Regions from separate parts of the Homo sapiens genome. Here region 1 is linked to region 2. Evidence: read pairs that join two places in POLR2A ChIA-PET (ENCODE). Cell type or tissue: GM12878. All regions are shown on one strand. Links, peaks and the distances in the headings refer to the core of each region. The heading gives the core; the rest is flanking DNA.

Region 1 (8,000 bases), core at 1-8,000, 150 kb after region 2:
TTGTTTGTTTTGGAGCCTGACTGGTCTGAGTTTTCACCTTGATTCTATAGCTAGCTAAACATGCTAGCTTTCTGACCTTGAGCAAGTGACTGCACTTCACTCTTTCTTAGTTTCCTCATCTATAAGATGAGGACAATAACACTATCTGCTTCATAGGTTGTCATGAGGATTGAGTGAGACACCTGGAGCTGAGTAGACTTAGCAAAGGCTAGCTGTCATTACCACCACTGCTGTTACAACTAGTGCTGCTACTGGGGTTGGTTTCTGGATTCACTTCTTTCTTGAGTTCCTTTCAGGAGTCTAAGACTTCCACTTCTTTATGTTGCTCAGTACGAGGCAAAAAAGTGACTTTTCCTGGGACAGGCCCCTTACAGAGAAGTTATTCGGATTAACACTGACCAAAAGTATCTATAGAATTACTTCTTAGCATTTGCTATGAAAATATATATTTTCTGCTAACTTTGGATATAATTTTAGGCAAATTATTGCATCCTGTTCTTATATAATCTCTTCATTGTGAGTGTCATGTATATTTGTCAACAGATGCCTTCTTATTTGCAAAGTGCTTTGATTTGTATTTGAAAGGTGTTCCTATGTTGTATTCTACAAATAGTCTTATGGTGAAGGATCCCTGTTAATCTGGGGTGTCTTTAAGCAAAGCCATGTTTGTGAGACTGTATTAGATACTATGTTTATTAGACGTCTAATCAGTGAAATGAATGAGACCATTTTTAAAATTGTTTTCTCTGTACCGTGCTACAGATTGAGGGTGATATAAATCAGTGAGAACACAGGATTCCTGTGCTCATGGAGTTGATCGTCTAGTTGGGAAAATAAGATATGTAAACTTATTTGTTTACATATGTAAACAAAGTGATGGCCGAGCTTGGTGGCTCACACCTGTAATCCCAGCACTTTGGGAGACCAAGGTGGGCAGATCATCTGAGGTCAGGAGTTCGGGACCAGCCTGGCCAACATGGTGAAACTCTGTCTCTACTAAAAATTCAAAAATTAGCCAGGCGTGGTGGCACACACCTGTAATCCCAGCTACTCGGGGGGCTGAGGCACAAGAATCACTTGAACCCAGGAAGCAGAGGTTGCAGTAAGCCGAGATCACACCACTGTACTTCAGCCTGAGGGATAGAGTGAGACTCTGTCTCAAAAAAAACAAAAACAAAACAAAACAAAAAACACACACACACACGCAAAACCAAAGTGATAAAATCAGGCTGTATAGGCTGGGCATGGTGGCTAATCCCTGTAATCCCAGCATTTTGGGAAGCCAAGGTGGGCAGATCACTTGAAGTCAGGAGTTCAAGACTAGCCTGGCCAATATGGCAAAACCCCCCTCTGTACTAAAAATACAAAAAATTAGCTGGATGTGGTGGCACGTGCCTGTAATCCCAGCTACTTGGGAGGCTGAGGCAGGAGAATTGCTTGAACCCGGGAGGCAGAGGTTGCAGTGAGCTGAGATCATGCCACTGCACTCCAGCCTGGGTGACAGAGCAAGACTCTGGTCTCGCAAAAAAAAAAAAAAAAAAAAAAATCAGGCTGTGTAAGTTTCATAACTACACAGAACAAATAGAAATGAACAAACTCATTACAAAAAATATCATCTATTGGCCGGGTGTGGTGGCTCATGCCTGTAATCCCAGCACTTTGGGAGGCCGAGGCAGGTGGATCACGAGGTCAGGAGATCGAGACCATCCTGGCTAACACGGTGAAACCCCGTCTCTACTAAAAATACAAAAAAAAAATTAGCCGGGTTTGGTGGCGGGCACCTGTAGTCCCAGCTACTCGGGAGGCTGAGGCAGGAGAATGGCATGAACCCAGAACCCGGGAGGCAGAGCTTGCAGTGAGCCGAGATCGCACCACTGCACTCCAGCCTGGGCAACAGAGCGAGACTCTGTCTCAAAAAAAAAAAAGAAAGAAAGAAAATATCATCTATTCCGGAACAGTAGATATCTACTTATTTCTCCACATCAGAATTCTCTATGTAAAGATTAGCTGTTGAAGCTATTACATTCTGGGTGGTGCTAGAAATCATTACTTAAGGAATAGAAATTAGAATGTTGTTATACATTTACCAAAGCAAAAGAGCAATAATCCAAATTTTAATCAGATCTTAGAGGAAACATTTTTATAGCTGTTTATTACAAGACCTCAGAGTTTTCTTACTGTGAGCACTCTCAAAATTATCTAAAGTATTTTTTTAATTGAACTATTGGTCATAGTTATTAATGTTATTAATATATTACTATAAAAAGGCATAGAAAAATCATAATAAGAAACAGATAATTGCTAAACTATGATTTGAGTTGCCCCTCTAGAGTTTTTTCTTTTGTGGTCTATGTGAAAGGCACCCTATGGTTTTCCATTGCTTTATCTCTTTTTTAAAACCCATAGCGAATTCCCTAAATTTGAATTTGAAACATTTTCAGCGTGAGTTAGAAAGGGGGGAGATGAGGCCGGGCGCAGTGGCTCATGCCTGTAATTCCAGCTCTTTGGGAGGCTAAGGCGGGTGGATCACTTGAGTCTAGGAGTTTGAGACCAGCCTGGGCAACATGGAGAAACCCCATCTCTACAAAAAAATACAAAAAATTAGCCAGGCAGAGTGGCATGCGCATATAGTGCCAGCTACTCTAGAGGCTGAGGTGGAAGGATTGCTTGAGCCCAAGAGGCGGAGGTTGCAGTGAGCCATAATTGCACCACTGCACTCCAGCCTGGACAACAGGACAAGACCCTGTCTCAGAAAAAAAAAAAAAAAAAGGTGGAGAGGTGAGTTAAAGGATAATTGGCTGCAGTTTTACAGTCTACAGTTTTAGACTGTAAATCGGCATATCACTTTTCAAATATTAACTCAACCTTCAACAGGCATGAGAAGCTGAAGTTGTTTCTAACTAGCCAGGAAAATGAGAAGTATTATTGCATATCTCTCAGCATATTAGGAAGAATTGGAAGAAAAACAGACCCAGAGCTCTGGATTCTATCTTTTGCTCCAAAGTAATGATAGGAAGCTTTATTCATCTAACAATGGATGCTGTGATTTTAAAAATTTAAAACTACTCTTCTTGATGAAATAAGGAAAAACAAAAGGGGGAAGGAAAGGAATTAGGAAAGGAAAGAGGGAGAGGGGAGCAAGGGAGTGATTAGTATGCTTACATTTTATACTCTTGTGAGGATTAAGAATAATGTGTGTGGGCTGGGCACAGTGGCTCATGCCTGTAATCCCAACACTTTGGGAGCCTGAGTTAGGAGGATGGCTTGAGCTCTGGAGTTCAAGATCAGCCTGGGCAACATAGTGAGACCCCATCTCTACAAAATATAAACAAAATAAGCTGGGCATGGTGACGAGTGCCTGTAGTCCCAGCTACTCAAGAGGCAGAGGTGGGAGGATTGCTTGAGTCCTGGAGGTCAAGGCTGCAAGTGAGCTATGAACATACCACTGCACTCCAGTCTGAGTGACAGAGCTAGACTCCATCTCAAAAAAGAAGAAGAAGAATATGTGTGAAGTCCCATATAGTCCCAGTCCCAGCACACTGTCCCTACTTACTTACTAGACACAGTATTATAGTATCTGTGACAGTGATGGGCATGTAAAATTGTATGTTTAGTCAAATCATATTTGACTGGAGACATGTCTAACTTGTTTAATAAGTCACATTTATAATGCCTTTGCTACTCATGAACATCCAGTCACTTGATTTCACTGATACCTGCAGTCCTAGGCTTGCCAGTGTCCCAGGCCTCTTTGTTCACTATTTCCTGGGCTACTGCTTAGGCTCTATGCCTATTATACATGTAGATATGACCCTCTGTTCTCTGTCATCAACAGCAGTTGAATCAGAGGCCTTGTTTTGGTTATCTCTTGCTGCCTAACTACCCCAAAATTTAGTGGTGTGGAACAACAACCATTATGTTCTCTCTCACAATTTTGTGGGTTGATGTGCTTCAGCTGAGTGGTTCTTATGGTCCATGTGATATTGGCTGGGGCTGCAGTCACTTGGGGGCTTGAATGGTCTGGAATGTTCAAGGCTGCTCATTCACATGGCTGATAGTTGATGCTAGTCATCAGCTGGGAGCCCAGCTGGGCTGTCAGCTGAAGTGGCCACCTGTGGTCTCTCCATGCCCATGTGGCTCAGGCTTCTGACAACATGGTGGCTGAGTTCTGAGAGGGGAAATCGCAAGAGTGAGCCTTCCAAGAGAAGAAAAGTAGAAACTCTCAGTTCTCTTTTTTTTTTTTTGAGACGAAGTCTTTCTGTCACCCAGGCTAGAGTGCAGTGGCGTGATCTCGGCTCACTGCCAGCTCCGCCTCCCGGGTTCACACCATTGTCCTGCCTCAGCCTCCTGAGTAGATGGGACTACAGGCGCCTGCCACCATGTCTGGCTAATTTTTTGTATTTTTAGTAGAGACAGGGTTTCACCGTGTTAGCCAGGATGGTCTCAATCTCCTGACCTTGTGATCCGCCCGCCTCGGCCTCCCAAAGTGCTGGGATTACAGGCGTAAGCCACTGCGCCTGGCCTAACATTTTAGTTTTCTTTTTTTTTTTTTTTTTTGAGACGGAGTCTTACTCTGTCGCCCAGGCTGGAGTGCAGTGGCGAGAGCTCGGCTCACTGCAAGCTCCGCCTCCCAGGTTCACGCCATTCTCCTGGCTCAACCTCCAGAGTAGCTGGGACTACAGGCACCCACCACCGTGCCCGGCTAATTTTTTTGTATTTTTAATAGAGATGGGGTTTCACCGGGTTAGCCAGGATGGTCTCGATCTCCTGACCTCGTGATCCGCCCACCTCAGCCTCCCTCAGTTCTCTTAAAAACTAGCCTCAGCCAGTTGTGGGGGCTCATGCCTGTAATCCCCATACTTTGGAAGGCCAAGGTGGGTGGATCACTTGAGCCCAGGAGTTTGAGACCATTTGTGAGTCTCTACATGGCAACATGGCAAAACCCCGTCTCTACAAAAAAATACAAATACAAAAATTAGCCAGGCATGGTGGCGTTCACTTGTAGTCCTAGCTACTCAGGAGGCTGAGGTGGGAGGATCACCTGAGCCTGGGAGGCGGAGGTTGCAGTGAGTCGTGATTGCACCACTGCACTCTAGCCTGGATGACTGAGCGAGACTCTGTCTCAGAAAAAAAAAAAAATTAAAGGCTAGCCTCACTTCTGTTGCATTCCCTCCCCTCCCCTCCCCTATTCTCTCTCTCTCGCTCTCTCTCTTTCTTGCTTTCTTTCTCTCTTTCTTTTTGAGCCAGGGTCTCACTTTGTCCCTGAGGCTGTAGTGCATTGGCACCATCTTGGCTCACTGCGGCCTCAACTTCCCGGGTTCAAACAATCCTCCTATCTTGGCCCCCCAAGTAGCTGAGACTACAGACATGCACCACCATGCCTGGCTAATTTTTTTTTTTTTTTTTTTTTTTTTTGGAGAGACAGGGTTTTGCCATGTTGCCCAGGCTGGTCTCAAAACTCCTGAGCTCAAGCAATTTGCTCACCTTGGCCTCCCAAAGTGCTGGGATTACAGGTGTGAGCCACCGCGCCCAGCCTTCTGTTATCACAGGCCAGCTCAAATTCAAAGAGTGAAGGAATTGACTCAGCTCTTGATGAGAGATTGGCATGTGCATATAGGGAATGGCCTTCTTACTATAGGGTCAGTACCATATTCCTTTCAAATTGCCTTCATGAAGTGTAAGTCTTTTTAAAAGGATACTTACAAACTCAAGATTCATACCCTAGAAGTAATTCTGGAAAAGGTGGTAAGATATCATTGACCTAAACATGAGAACCTGGAATGATTTGTCTTGGACCCAGTTGTATGGCATTGGAACCATACTTGTGTCAGTACATAAACATGAAAGAGCTAATCTCTTTTGAATGGAAAATGTGGCCCAATTCTGTAAGAAAGGGTTTAAGGCCATACGTGATTATTGCTAGAGCAGTGGTTCTCAAAGTGATTTTGTCCTTCAGGGGGTATTTGGCAATGTCTGGAGACATTTTTGGTTGTTGCAACTGGGTAGGGGGCAGTGCTACTGGCATGTAGTGCATAAAGGCCAGAGATGAAGCTAAGCATGATACAATGCACAGTGCAGCCCTCTCCCACAACAAAGAATTGCAGCCCAAACATGTCAATAGTTTCAAGGCTGCCTGAGCTACAGCAAAGATTCTTCCCACACTGTCTTGGAAGTTCATACAAAGTACATTGCTTTTTATACTCCAAGACATCATTTGTGCCTTTTTTCCTATAAAAAACTTTTCTATCTGTATATTTCCAAATTCAAATTGTGAGATTTCTTTAAAGGCTCTTTACAACTTCTATTTATTTTTTGTATTTAAATAATTTATAGGGCCGGGCGTGGTGGCTCACGCCTGTACTCCCAGCACTTTGGGAGGCCAAGGTGGGTGGATCACTTGAGGTAAGGAGGTCGAGACCAGCCTGGCCAACATGATGAAACCCTCTACTAGAAATACAAAAATTAGCTGGGCACGGTGGCAGACACCTGTAATCCCAACTATTCAGGAGGCTGAGAAAGGAGAATTGCTTGAACCTGGGGCGGAGGTTGCAGTGAGCCAAGATTGTGCCACTGCACCCCAGCCTGGGCAACAGACCGAGACTGTCTCAAAAAAAAAAAAAAAAAGAATTTATGTACAGAGGTTGGATCAAGGTGACTTGTAGGGCACACCAGTTCCATCCCTTTTCTTCTACCTCAAACTCTAAGAGATGACAAGAAAAAAATTACATCTATGTATAAATCCATCTTTATCTGTATCTATACCTGTGTGTGTGTGTGTGCGTATGTCTATATCTCCTGAAAAGGAAGAAGAGGTGATGACTATGGATCAGAAATTTTGAGCATCATTGAAAGGCTGTGCATCAGGAAAGGCTAAATTATGCTGTGGTAACAACTCCCAAATTGAAGTTGTTTAAAAAACTATAGACTATTTCTCATTCATGCTCATTTGGACTGTCAGAGGGCTAGTTGTTTAGGGACCTAACAGCCACCATCTTTTTTTTTTTTTTTTTCTTTTTGAGACAGAGTTTCTCTCTTATCACCCAGGCTGGAGTGCAGTGGTGCGATCTTGGCTCACTGCAACCTCCATCTCCCAGGTTCAAGCCATTCTCCTGCCTCAGCCTCCCAAGTAGCTGGGATTACAGGCGTGTGCCACCAGGCCAGCTAATTTTGTATTTTTAGTAGAGACGGGGTTTCACCATGTTGGTCAGACTAGTCTCAAACTCCTTACCTCAAGCGATCCACCCACTTCCGCCTCCCAAAGTGCTGCGATTATAGGCATGAGCCACCATGCCTGGCCCAGCCACCATCTTGAATGTTGCTATTGCCTTACAGAGGCAAAAAGAGAACTCCGAAGGGCTTCTCATTGGCAGTTGAATGCTCTGCCCTGGAAGTGAACGAGAATCAAGTATCCTACTCACAGTTCATTGCTCAGGACTACTTACGTGGCCCCAGGACGTGCAGTCCTGTCAGTGGCCTGGAGAGGGGAGAATGGAAAATGTTTGACATATGGCTTGATTAACTCCTTCAAAGGCCAGGACAGATGGGCTCTACTGGAAGGAAGAAGCCACAGCTCAAGTGTGCACAGGGCAGGGCTCCTCTGGAAGATGGGAGTGGCTCCTGAAGATATAGCAGGGAGGAGAGGACCCTGTACAAAAGACAGAGTAATTTATTAGAGTACTCTCACAGGAATAACCTGGGAGATTGATTCCCCCGCCCCCCGTATCCCATAGATGGGAAAATTAGGAGGAGTGCTCTATTTTAACATTTGGAAATGTCTTAACATTTGATCTTTAATGTGCTATGGAAGTTACATAAGTCTCCACTATAAAGTTCCGTGTTCAAAAGCATTGTGCCTAGTACTGTGTGTGCTACATTGGATGTTCTCAGTGGGTACTCATTGAATTGAATGATGGTTCTAAACTTACCACAGGAAAAATGCATACACTGTTTTTAAAAATTATCATTGTTATTATTATACCATTATTCTATCTTACAGAGAA
Region 2 (11,255 bases), core at 1,396-9,395:
TACCCAGTTTAACTTCTATGTAGAAAATTACACCAGCTCTGGCCAGGTGCAGTGGCTCATGCTGTAATCCCAGCACTTTGGGAGACCAAGGCGGGTGGATCACCTGAGGTCAAGAGTTTGAGACCATCCTGGCCAACATGGTGAAACCCCGTCTCTACTAAAAATACAAAAAATTAGCCGGGTGTGGTGGCGGGTGCCTGTAGTCCCAGCTACTTGGGAGGCTGAGGCAGGAGAATTGCTTGAACCCGGCCGGGATGAGGAGATTTCAGTGTGCCGACATGGCGCCACTGCACTCCAGCCTGGGCAACAAGAGCGAAACTCCATCTCAAAAAAAAAAAAAGAAAAAAAACGACATCAGCTCTATCTCGAATTCAGTGTCTGGTGAAATTCTGAAAGAACTTAAGAAATGCTATGAGACAGGAGACACAAGACGCAACTCTGTCTTCATTGCTCAACAAATGCTAACAGGGTGTGTGCTTCTGTTCTCAATGAGTCAGACAGATTGGCCAGCTCTGAGCTCTGTTTAATTTGGTCCCACAGGCATGGGCCTCCTTCAAACACTGTCACTTCCAGAAAGTAAAGCAAGACACAAAACAAAACAAAATATCTCAGAGCTGGAAGAGACCTGAGGGATCACCTCCTCCAACATTCTCACTTAAAAAAGAAAAAAATCTAGGCTGGATGCAGTGGCTCATGTCTGTAATCCCAGCACTTTGGGAGGCCGAGGTGGGCAGATGACTTGAGGCCAGGAGTTTGAGGCCAGCCTGGCCAACATGGTGAAAGCCCATCTCAACCAAAAATATAAAAAGTAGCCGGGTGTGGTGGCGTGCGCCTGTAATTCCAGGTACTCGGGAGGCTGAGGCACGATAACTGCTTGAACCCAGGAGGCAGAAGTTGCAGCGAGCTGAGATGGCACCTCTGCACTCCAACCTGGGCAACAAAGTAAGTTCTTGTCTAAAAACAAAAACAAACAAAAACCTATCACTTCTATTATTACTATTATTATTATTATTATTATTATTATTATTATTATTTTCTTTGAGATGGAGTCTTGTTCTGTCACCCAAGCTGGAGTGCAGTGGTGCTATCTCAGCTCACTGTAACCTCCACCTCCCGGGTTCGAGCAATTTTCCTACCTCAGCCTCCCAAGCAGCTGGGACTACAGGCACGCACCACCACGCCCAGCTAATTTTTGTATTTTTAGTAGAGACAGGGTTTCACCATATTGGCCAGGCTGGTCTGGAACTCCTGACCTTGTGATCCACCCACCTCAACCTCCCAAAATGCTGGGATTACAGGCATGAGCCACTGTACCCAGCCAAAAACCTATGACTTCTAATTCAACTTTTTTGTTGTTGTTGTTTTCGAGACAGGGTCTCGCTCTGTTGCCCAGGCTGGAATGCAGTGGTGCCATCTAGGTTCACTGAAGCCTTGACAGCCCGGGTTCAAGTGATTCTCCTGCCTCAGCCTCCCAAGTAGCTGGGATTATAGGCCTGCACCACCACATCTGGCTATTTTTTTTATTTTTTGCAGAGACAGGATTTCACCATGTTTCTCAGGCTGGTCTTGAACAGGCCTGGGACACTGTACCTGGCCTGAAATTTTTGTTTTAAAAAATCATTGACCAATTTTTTTGTTTTGGAGTTTTGATAAAACAGAGTAGAATTTTCCTACGTTCTTTTTTTTTTTTTTTTTTGAGACAAAGTTTCACTGTTGTTGCTCAGGCTGGAGCACAATGGTGTGATCTTGGCTCATTGCAACCTCCGCCTCCCGGGTTCAAGCGAGTCTCCTGCCTCAGCTTCCTGAGTAGCTGGGATTACAGGTGCCCGCCACCACGCCCAGCTAATTTTTGTATATTTAGTAGAGACGGGGTTTCACCATGTTGACCAGGCTGGTCTTGAACTTCTGGCCTCAGGTGATCCACCCTTCTCGGACTCCCAGTGTGCTGGGATTACAGGCATGAGCCACCGCACCCGGCTCCTACATTCTTAATGAATGACTGTATTAGAAAATGAGGCCGTGGTGGCTCACGCGTGGGCCTGTAATCCCAGCACTTTGGGACGCCGAGGCAGGTGGATCACGAGGTCAGGAGTTCAGACCAGCCTGACCAACATGGTAAAAACCCATCTCTACTAAAAATACAAAAATTAGCCTGACATGGTGGCTTGTGCCTATAATCCCAGCTACTTGGGAGGCTGAGACAGGAGAATCGCTTGAATCTGGGAGGCGGAGGTTGCAGTGAGCTGAGATCACGCCACTGCACTCCAGCCTGGGTGACAGAGCGAGACTCTGTCTCAAAAAGAAAAGAAAAGAAAAGGAACAACAACTGTATATTTTAGGGAGAAAAACTGAAAGAAAGAAATTAGGCCAGGCATGGAGGCTCACGTCTGTAATCCTGACACTTTGGGAGACTAAGGCAGGAAGATTGCTTAAGTCCAGGGGTTGGAGACCAGCCTGCGCAACATAGTGAGACCTTGTCTCTGCAAGAAAAAAATAAGATAAAATTAGCCTGGCATGGTGGCTACTTAGGAGGCAGAGGTGTGAGGATTGCTTGAGCCTGGGAGGTTGAGGTTGCAGTGAACTGAGAACACGCCACTGCACACTAGCCTGGGTGACAGAGCGAGACCCTGTCTCAAAAAAAAAAAAAAAAAAGAAAAGAAAAAGAAATAAAAAGAAAGAGAGAAAAGAAAAAAGGAATAAAGAAATTAGTTTTTCCACTCTGAAGTATATTTGACTCACACCACAACCCAGGAAGAAACCCAAGGGTGCTTTTGTAGCAACTGTTTATCAATAGAAAAACATTTAGTAAAACTCAACTCTTACTGCTGTGACATGTATGTAGATTCTACTTCCTTATTCTCTTGAAAAGGTGACACTGTCAAATCTCTTTATTTTTCTTTCACTCAGCTGATTAGTTCTCACCAGACATTTACGTTGGTCTGTGCGACCTCCCCTTTCTGTGCTCATCCTCCACCTTAGAGGTCTACACCACATCCCTTCCAATTATCTTTTCTCCTCCATCCAAGCCTGTTCTTGAATAAGTTCACTTTAGCATAAATACCTAATGATTAGACCTTTCTTTTTGCCTTATGATTATTGTTATTATTATTGAGATGGAGTCTCCCTCTGTCACCCAGGCTGGAGTTCAGTGGTGCAATCTCAGCTCACTGCAACCTCTGCCTCCTGGGTTCAAGTGATTCTCGTGCTTCAGCCTCCAAGTAGCTGGGATTACAGGTGCACACCACCATGCCCGGCTAATTTTTGTATTTTTAGTGGAGATGGGGTTTCACCATGTCGGCCAGGCTGGTTTTGAACCCCGTCTCGGCCTCCCAAAGTGCTGGGACTACAGGCCTGAGCCATCACAACTGGTTTTGCTTTAATATTATTATTATTGTTGTTATTATTATTTTTGAGACGGAGTCTCACTCTGTTGCCCAGGAGGGAGTGCAGTGGCACGATCTTGGCTCACTGCAACCTCCACCACCCGGGTTCAAGCAGTTCTCCTGCCTCAGCCTCCCAAGTAGCTGGGATTACAGGCGCCCACCACCATGCCTAGTTAATTTTTGTATATTTAGTAGAGATGGGGTTTCACCATGTTGGCCAGGCTGGTCTCAAACTCCTGACCTCAAGTGATCCACCCACCTCGGCCTCCCAAAGTGTTGGGATTACAGGCATGAGTCACCACACCTGGCTGGTATGTGTATTTTAGCCGGAGGAAAGACATTAGGATACAAAAATGAATCTCTAATGGTGAAATTTGCAACCCTTTCATGGTAAAGAAGATAAATCTGAGGCACCAAGAGGCTGAAGTGACACTACTGGCTGCTGGCGTCTTGAGCTGGAGCCCCTTCTTTCTCGTCCCACACCACGCTTCTCTCTTGCCACCTTGACATCCTGCCATGCAGCAACCCCTACCAAAAAATGCACTTGGATGTTATGGACCTGGGTATGCGAAAGCAAACTAAATCTCGTGACGCCAAAGTAACTAAGCCAAAGGGAAAAGTCAACCTGGGAACTGCGTCAGGCAAACCTGCCTCCCATTTTATTCCTAAATAAGATAGCTACAAAGATTTAAAAAAAAAAAAAAAAAAAGCTACATACCTCCCTTGCAGTTTGCCCACAAAGAAATTCCCTGTGAGCCTCAAGATCTTTACTCTAAAATAGTTCTGTTGGATTTCACCCTGGCAATGTAAATTGAAAGCTATCTTCACAGGTGTGGGACAAAGGCCAGAAATCAAAGTCATCCCTCTGCTCACCTGAGACAAATGTGTATCTAATTGCCCTACTGTTTATGGAAAAATGCAGATTCACTGAGCCAGGCTAAGGCATAAGTGACTATTCCTCTACCCTGCTCTCACATGTAAATTGTGTATTCAGCGAAAGGCTGATCAGGGACTCAAAATAATGCAACCGTTTGCATCTTATCTACCTAAGACCTGGAAACCCCTGCTTTGAGTGGTTCTACCTTTCCAGACCGAACAAATGTACATCTTAAATGTATTGATTGTTATCTCATGTCTCCCTAAAATATATAAAGCCAAGCTGTACCCTGACCACCTTGGGCATATGTCATTAGGACCTCCTGAGGCTGTGTTACTGGCAGGTCCTTAACCTTTGCAAAATAAACTTTCCAATTTTTTTTTTTTTTTTGAGACAGAGACTCACTTTGTCACCCAGGCTGGAGTGTAGTGGCACAATCCCAGTTCACTGTAACCTCTACCTCCCAGGTTCAAGCAATTCTCCTGCCTCAGCCTCCCAAGAACCTGGGACTACAGGCATGCGCCACCATGCCCAGCTAACTTTTGTATTTTTAGTAGAGACGGAGTTTCACCATGTTGGCCAGTTTGGTCTCAAACCCCTGACCTCGGGTGATCCCTCTGTCTCAGCCTCCCAAAGTGCTGGGATTACAGGCGAGAGCCACTGAGTCTGGCCCAATTATGCTTATAACTCAATAGTCAGTTTTCTGGATTCCTGAAGCGCAGCACTTTAAATTATATGTAGGGCACTGAAGGATTGTTTGACATCCACACCCTGGATCCCACCAGTTCCCTAGGCCTGAGAGGCCTGTCTCTCACTTCTTTGCCTTGGACTGCCACACCATTTTTCAGCCTGTCCCCCATGTCCCATCCCCCCAAATCTCCATGATTCACAAGGTATGTGAGTGTATCAGATTTCATTAAATGGTTGTGGTAATCTCAAACTACGTACGAAATATATGAGTAAAGCATATAAGAATTAGGCTATGTAAGAAGTTTCCTCTTGTTAAAGGGAAAATCTGGCTGGGCATGTTGGCTCACACCTATAATCCCAACAATTTGAGAGGCCAAGGTGGGCGGATCACTTGAGGTCAGGAGTTTGAGACCAGCCTGGCCAACATGGTGAAACCCCATCTCTACTAAAAATACAAAACTTAGCTGGGCATCGTGGTGCATGCCTGTAATTCCAGCTACTCAGGAGGCTGAGCCTGGAGAATTGCTTGACCCTGGGAGTGGAGGTTGCAGTGAGCCGAGATGGCACCACTGCACTCCAGCTTGAGTGACAGATGGAGACTTTGTCTCAAAAAAAAAAAAAAAAAAAAAGGAAAATCTGAAAAGTTCAAATCTTCACTGGGTTTTCTTGTTGGCACACTTCAGTTTCTAAATCTTCCCCCACCAACTCACTTCCTACTTCCTGTCGAACATCCTCTTTGACTGCCATGCATAGCTCTATAGCCCATTCAAAACCCCAGCCCCTGCCCACAGGACTTAGTTTTGGGTCCTTGTCTATGTCCCTCCCTGAGCAGAAGACATGGTCCTGAAACTGATTTACTAGGTCTGGAGTAATGCCTTGGGGCAAGGGGGTCAGGACAGTTCTCGAAGTCTTGGCATTCCTAATCTCATCAAAGAGTCCAGTGTGGATGTGGATGCCCTAACTCCAAATCTTCCTACCAGTGTAGTTGCAGATACAACTCTTAATTTCTTTTTTTGAGACAGAGTCTAGCTTTGTTGCCCAGGCTGGAGTGCAGTGGCACAATCTCGGCTCACTGCAACCTCTGCCTCCCCAGTTCAAGCAATTCTCCTGCCTCAGCCTCCCCTAGTAACTGGGATTACAGGCTTGTGCCACCATGCCTGGCTAATTTTTTATATTTTTGGTAGAGACAGGGCTTCGCCATGTTGGCCAGGCTGGTCTCGAACTCCTGACCTCAGGTGATCCACTTGCCTCAGCCTCCCAAAGTGCTGGGATTACAGGTGTGAGCCACTGTGCTCAGGCACGACTCTTAATTTCTTAGTTGCCCACCAGGGAACCGAAGGATCATATACACACAAACACACACACATAGTCTCCTAAAGACAAACATAAATTCTCAGTGCGGTCTAAGTGCAAATGGAGGAAGTAAAATGTTTTCCAAACACCCCCTATAATTTGCACAGTTTCTGTTCCCCTATGAATATACAATTTCACATTTCTTTTTTTTTTTGAGACGGTGTCTCGCTCTGTCACGAGGCTGGAGTGCAGTGGCGTGATCCTGGCTCACTGCAAGCTCTGCCTCCTGGGTTCACGCCATTCTCCTGCCTCAGCCTCCCAAGTAGCTGGGACTACAGGTGCCCGCCACCACGCCTGGCTAATTTTTTTTGTATTTTTTAGTAGAGATGGGGTTTCACCGTGTTAGCCAGGATGGTCTCAATCTCCTGACCTCGTGATCTGCCCGCCTCAGCCTCCCAAAGTGCTGGGATTACAGGCGTGAGCCACTGTGCCTGGCCTTCACATTTCTGTATAAGGCAATATTAATTCCTTTTCTTAATTTGCCTTCCCCTTTCCCCTTTCCAGTTGTGTCTTCTCAAGCCTGTTTGGAATATGAAAGAGGTCTGTGACTGAGCTGCTGTGCCTCTCAACAACTGCTGTCAGCTACACAAAGACCCAGCTAAAGCTCCAAAATGAATATTGTGTGTGTGTGTGTGTGTGTGTGTGTAGTTATTACTTCGGGCTATTTGTCCTACATATATTCTATTTCCTGCTTTTTAACAAAAGTCTTGTGACCCAAAGCTGATTCAAGGTATCCATTATTCAGAGTAAATAGAGAGTCATAGTCATCAAATTCCACATGAGATCCTCTGAACTCTTGTGAGTGCAGAGGGAGAGGCTCCCTAAGAACTACAATAGAGATAATAATAGTGCTTACCTCATGGGGTTGTTGGGAGGTTTCAGTGACTCATATATAACGCAAGTGTACACACAGAATCTGTAAGTAAAATGCTAAGCATGGTACCTGGTAAGTGCTTTATACGTTTTTAAAAATTATTATTATGTATATCATAGCTACAGTTTCTACACAGGATTTCAAATTTTTTTTTTTTTTTGAGACAGAATCTCACTCTATTGCCCGGCTGGAGTGCAGTGGTGCGATCTTGGCTCACGGCAACCTCTGCCTTCTGGGTTCACGTGATTCTCCTGCCTCAGCCTCCTGAGTAGCTGGGACTACAGGTGCACACCACCATGCCTGGCTAATTTTTGTATTTTTAGTAGAGACGGGGTTTCAGCATGCTGCCAGGATGGTCTTGATCTCTTGACCTTGTGATCCACCCACCTCAGCCTCCCAAAGTGCTGGGATTACAGGCATGAGCCACTGCGCCTGGCCAGGATTTCAATTTTTTAAAATGGCACTGCTCACTTCGGGAGGCCGAGGCAGGAGGATTGCTTGAGGCTAGGAGTTTGAGATCAGACTGGGCAACATAGCAAGATGCTGTCTCTACAAGAATTTTAAAAATTAGCCAGGCATGGGCATGGGGGCACGTGCCAGGAGTCCCAGCTACTCAGGAGGCGAGGTGGGAGAATTACTTGAGGCTAGGAGTCTGAGGCTGCAGTGAGACATAATTGCATCACCGCACTCCAGCCTGGGTGACAGAGCAAGACCCGTCTCAAAATAATAATAATAGTAATAAATAATAAAAGGTCATTGCTTTAAAATTGTTTGAAAACCTCAGCTCTGGATCAAACTTCAAAGTACAGGCTGAAGGAAAGTATCAATTGTCAAAGAAAGACCTTTGTACCTTCAAGGAACCCATGCTTAAAGAAAACACACTCTCTTTCATCATGTAAATCAGCCATGGGTTTTGAAAACCATAAGAATCAGGAACAGGCCAGGTGCAGTGGCTCATGCCTGTAATCCCAACACTTTGGGAGGCTGAGGCCAGAGGTTTGCTTGAGCCCAGGAGTTCAAGACCAGCCTGGGCAAAATAGTGAAACCTCATTTCTACAAAAAATTAGCCAGGCTTAGTGGCACACACCTATAGTCCTAGCTACTCATTCAGGAGGCTGAGGCAGGAGGATCACTTGAGCCTGGGAGGTTGAGGCTGCAGTGAGCTATGATCTCGCCACTGCACTCCAGCCCGGACAACACTCTGCACTTCATTCTGGACAACAGAGCAAGACCCTGTCTTAAAAAAAAAAAAATCAGTAACATTTGTGGAGCACTTTCTATGTGCTGAATGCATTGATGGTTTATTCTCTAAAACATCCCCATAAGGTAGGCTGCAGTATCATTAATGCCATTTTACAGATGGGGAACTTGAAGTCAACTAGCCTAAGAGTAAACATATTGGCTCACAAATTGGGAAATCCAGGGGAAGGCTGTCTTCCGATGTGGCTGGGCAGGTGTAGTGTGAGCCAGTAGGTCAAATCTTGTGATTATTTCTCGCCTTCTCCTTCCCAGGTCAGCTGTGATCTCAGCAAGCGTCTTTCCTCATCAAAGGCTCCATGCACGTTCCTCATTCACATCCAATGATGTAGAAACTTCTCTTCTGGTGGATCTTTTGGAAAATTAGGAAAGCTACTTTTTTGTTTGTTTGTTTTTTGAAACAGTCTCGCTCTGTCCCCCAGGCTGGAGTGCAGTGGCGCGATCTCGGCTCACCGCAAGCTCCGCCTCCCGGGTTCACGCCATTCTCCTGCCTCAGCCTCCTGAGTAGCTGGGACTACAGGCGCCCGCCACTACTCCCGGCTAATTTTTTTGTATTTTTAGTAGAGACGGGGTTTCACCGTGTTAGCCAGGATGGTCTCGATCTCCTGAGCTCGTGATCCGCCCACCTTGACCTCCCAAAGTGCTGGGATTACAGGCGTGAGCCACCGCGCCCTACCGGAAAGCTACTTTTTTGAAAGGCTTCAGCCGGCTTCTCATTGTCTCACTGCCCTGATTCAGAAATAACTGTGGCCCAGGGAAGGAGGAGAGGCTGGCTTTTCCTAATGCCTTAAACCTGAGGCTGAGTATGGAATAAATCACTCCAAAATTGCACTCCATAAATAGGGGAGGAACTTCCTTTGGGAAGTTCAGAGTTGTTGCAGATTTGTATCCCAGGAGCTGATTCTGAGAAGAGCATTCATGTGCAGGTTTATTAGGGGGTGTCCTTAAGACCTGCACCTGTGGAAGGGAAGGCCAGATAGCAAGAGAGGGCACAGGGAGAAGCTGGGCTGCGAGGCAGAGTAAGGGCTGCAGCCAGCCAGGTGACCCTTCAGACGTGCCTGCATTGGAGCAAGGTGGGCGGGAGTGAGGGGGCCAGGCCTTTCTCCCATCCCCTCCACAAACCAGGTATGGTCTGTGGGATGCCCAGGAAGGAAGCAAAGCCTGGAGTGGGGTGGGTGGCCCCTTTTTTAGAAGAGGGTAGTTCCTGGAGAGGCAATCAGCCATCAGCTTACAACACTTCCAGCAGCTGAGAGAAGAAATCCTTCCAGCCCGAGGAGGAATCTGGGCAGCACATCCCAGGAATCTGGAAGCAGTCATGGAAAAGGAAACAAGTCACTGAGAGGCCAATCCTGGATCTCAACTCAGTCCTTTCAGAGGCCACTGCTACAGCCCCCACCTCATCGCTTCCTGTTCAATGTATGCTGATTTCTACACACTGACCGCTGTAGGCATTTCTGGAAAGAATCCCAGATCAGAGTTTTTAAGTATCAGCTGCCTATCCACGTGTGTCTTGTGAGCAACTAAGAGGGCTGAAGGCAAGGAGGAAACCGGTGGTGATACACCTCATTGGGTGGTTAAAGAGACAAGATGTCTGGCCAGACTCTCACCAGAGAACTGTCCAGTCTGAACAAATGAGGAACGTGAAGAACTTGGAAAGGTTACAAGGAAGTCACCGCGATGATGAATGTTTTCCTGAACCAGCACGGACAGGAAAGAGCAAAGGCTGCAAATCAGGGCTGACCTTGGTGATCTCCGTCTTTTACATTGGGATGCAGAATTCAGCATGCAACCACATGCAATTTACAAGCACAGGCTCCTTCTGGGAAATGTGCCAAATTAGTTCATTCCTGACAAAATAATTAAAATCCTACAAATATTAGGCTCATGCATTTAGCCATTTTATTTCAGCTGTTTTGTGTGTTCATAGATAGTGAAATTAAAAACACTTGTGGCCTGGCATGGTGGGTCACACCTGTAAACCCAGCACTTTGGGAGGCTGAGGCAGGAGGTCTGCTTGAGCTCAGGAGTTTGAGACCAGCCTAGGCAACATAGTGAGATCTTGTCTCTGCAAATATTATTTAAGCTCACAACTATAATCCTAGCCCTTTGGGAAGCCAAGGCAGGTGGATCACTTGAGGCCAGGAGTTCGAGACCAGCCCAGCCAATGTGGTGAAATCCCATCTCTACTAAAGATACAAAAAAATTACAGGTGCACACCTGTAGTCCCAGCTACTCGGGAGGCTGAGGCACAAGAATCATTTGAACCTGGGAGGTGGAGGTTGCAGTGAGCAGAGATGTGCCACTGCACTCCAGCCTGGGCAACAAAGCAAGATTCTGTCTCAAAAAAAAATTATTAAAAAAATTATCCAGGGGTGGTGGCGCACACCTGTGGTCCCAGTTACTTGGGAGGCTGAGGTGGGAGGATCACTTAAGCCCAGGAGGTGGAGGCTGCAGTGAGCTATGTTCATGCTACTGCACTCCAGCCTGGGAGACAAAGCAAGACCCTGTCTCAAAAATGTAAAATTAAATATTTTAAAACAGGACAACATTACAAAATACAAATAAAAACACGTGTATTGGGGTCAAGCACAGGGACTCATGCCTGTAATCTCAACACTTTGGGCATATAAAGTGGGAGCATCACTTGAGCAGAGGAGTTTTGGGCCGGCCTGGGCACTGTAGTGAGATCCTGTCTCTACACAAAATAAACATTAAAAATTAGGAGGCTGGGGCGGGAGGATTGTTTGGACCCGGGAGTTCAAGACCAGCCTAGGCTACATAGAGAAACTCCATCTGTATTGTTAAAGAAAAAAAAATTAAA

Evidence for each region. ChIA-PET counts read pairs that join two places held together with the same protein. Peaks named below come from ENCODE experiments on the same cell type or tissue, not always from the same donor. Only the 100,000 strongest peaks of a DNase experiment are listed, where the experiment ranks them.
Region 1: POLR2A ChIA-PET joins it to region 2 with 7 read pairs; 7 of 35 experiments call an interaction of 5 or more read pairs at or near these places.

What each region holds. Positions count from the first base shown.
Region 1 is chr20:5,794,079-5,802,078 of GRCh38, forward strand. The region is part of intron 2 of SHLD1 (shieldin complex subunit 1); the gene reads left to right. Among named protein-coding and RNA genes, the nearest start is that of SHLD1, 48 kb to the left of the region's middle. RefSeq lists an enhancer at 4,045-4,244. In GM12878, for the core only: no CTCF peak of the experiment used is centred there; a DNase peak (open chromatin) is centred at 4,053; H3K27ac peaks cover 1,125 bases.
Region 2 is chr20:5,647,679-5,658,933 of GRCh38, forward strand. It overlaps LOC124904864 (a long non-coding RNA gene), which reads right to left and starts at 9,890. Exons shown (of 2, transcript XR_007067511.1): 1 at 9,667-9,890; 2 at 8,452-8,786. RefSeq lists enhancers at 2,326-2,415, 3,006-3,085, 3,116-3,165, 5,467-5,566, 8,866-9,366 and 1 more. In GM12878, for the core only: no CTCF peak of the experiment used is centred there; DNase peaks (open chromatin) are centred at 2,899 and 6,370; H3K27ac peaks cover 5,780 bases.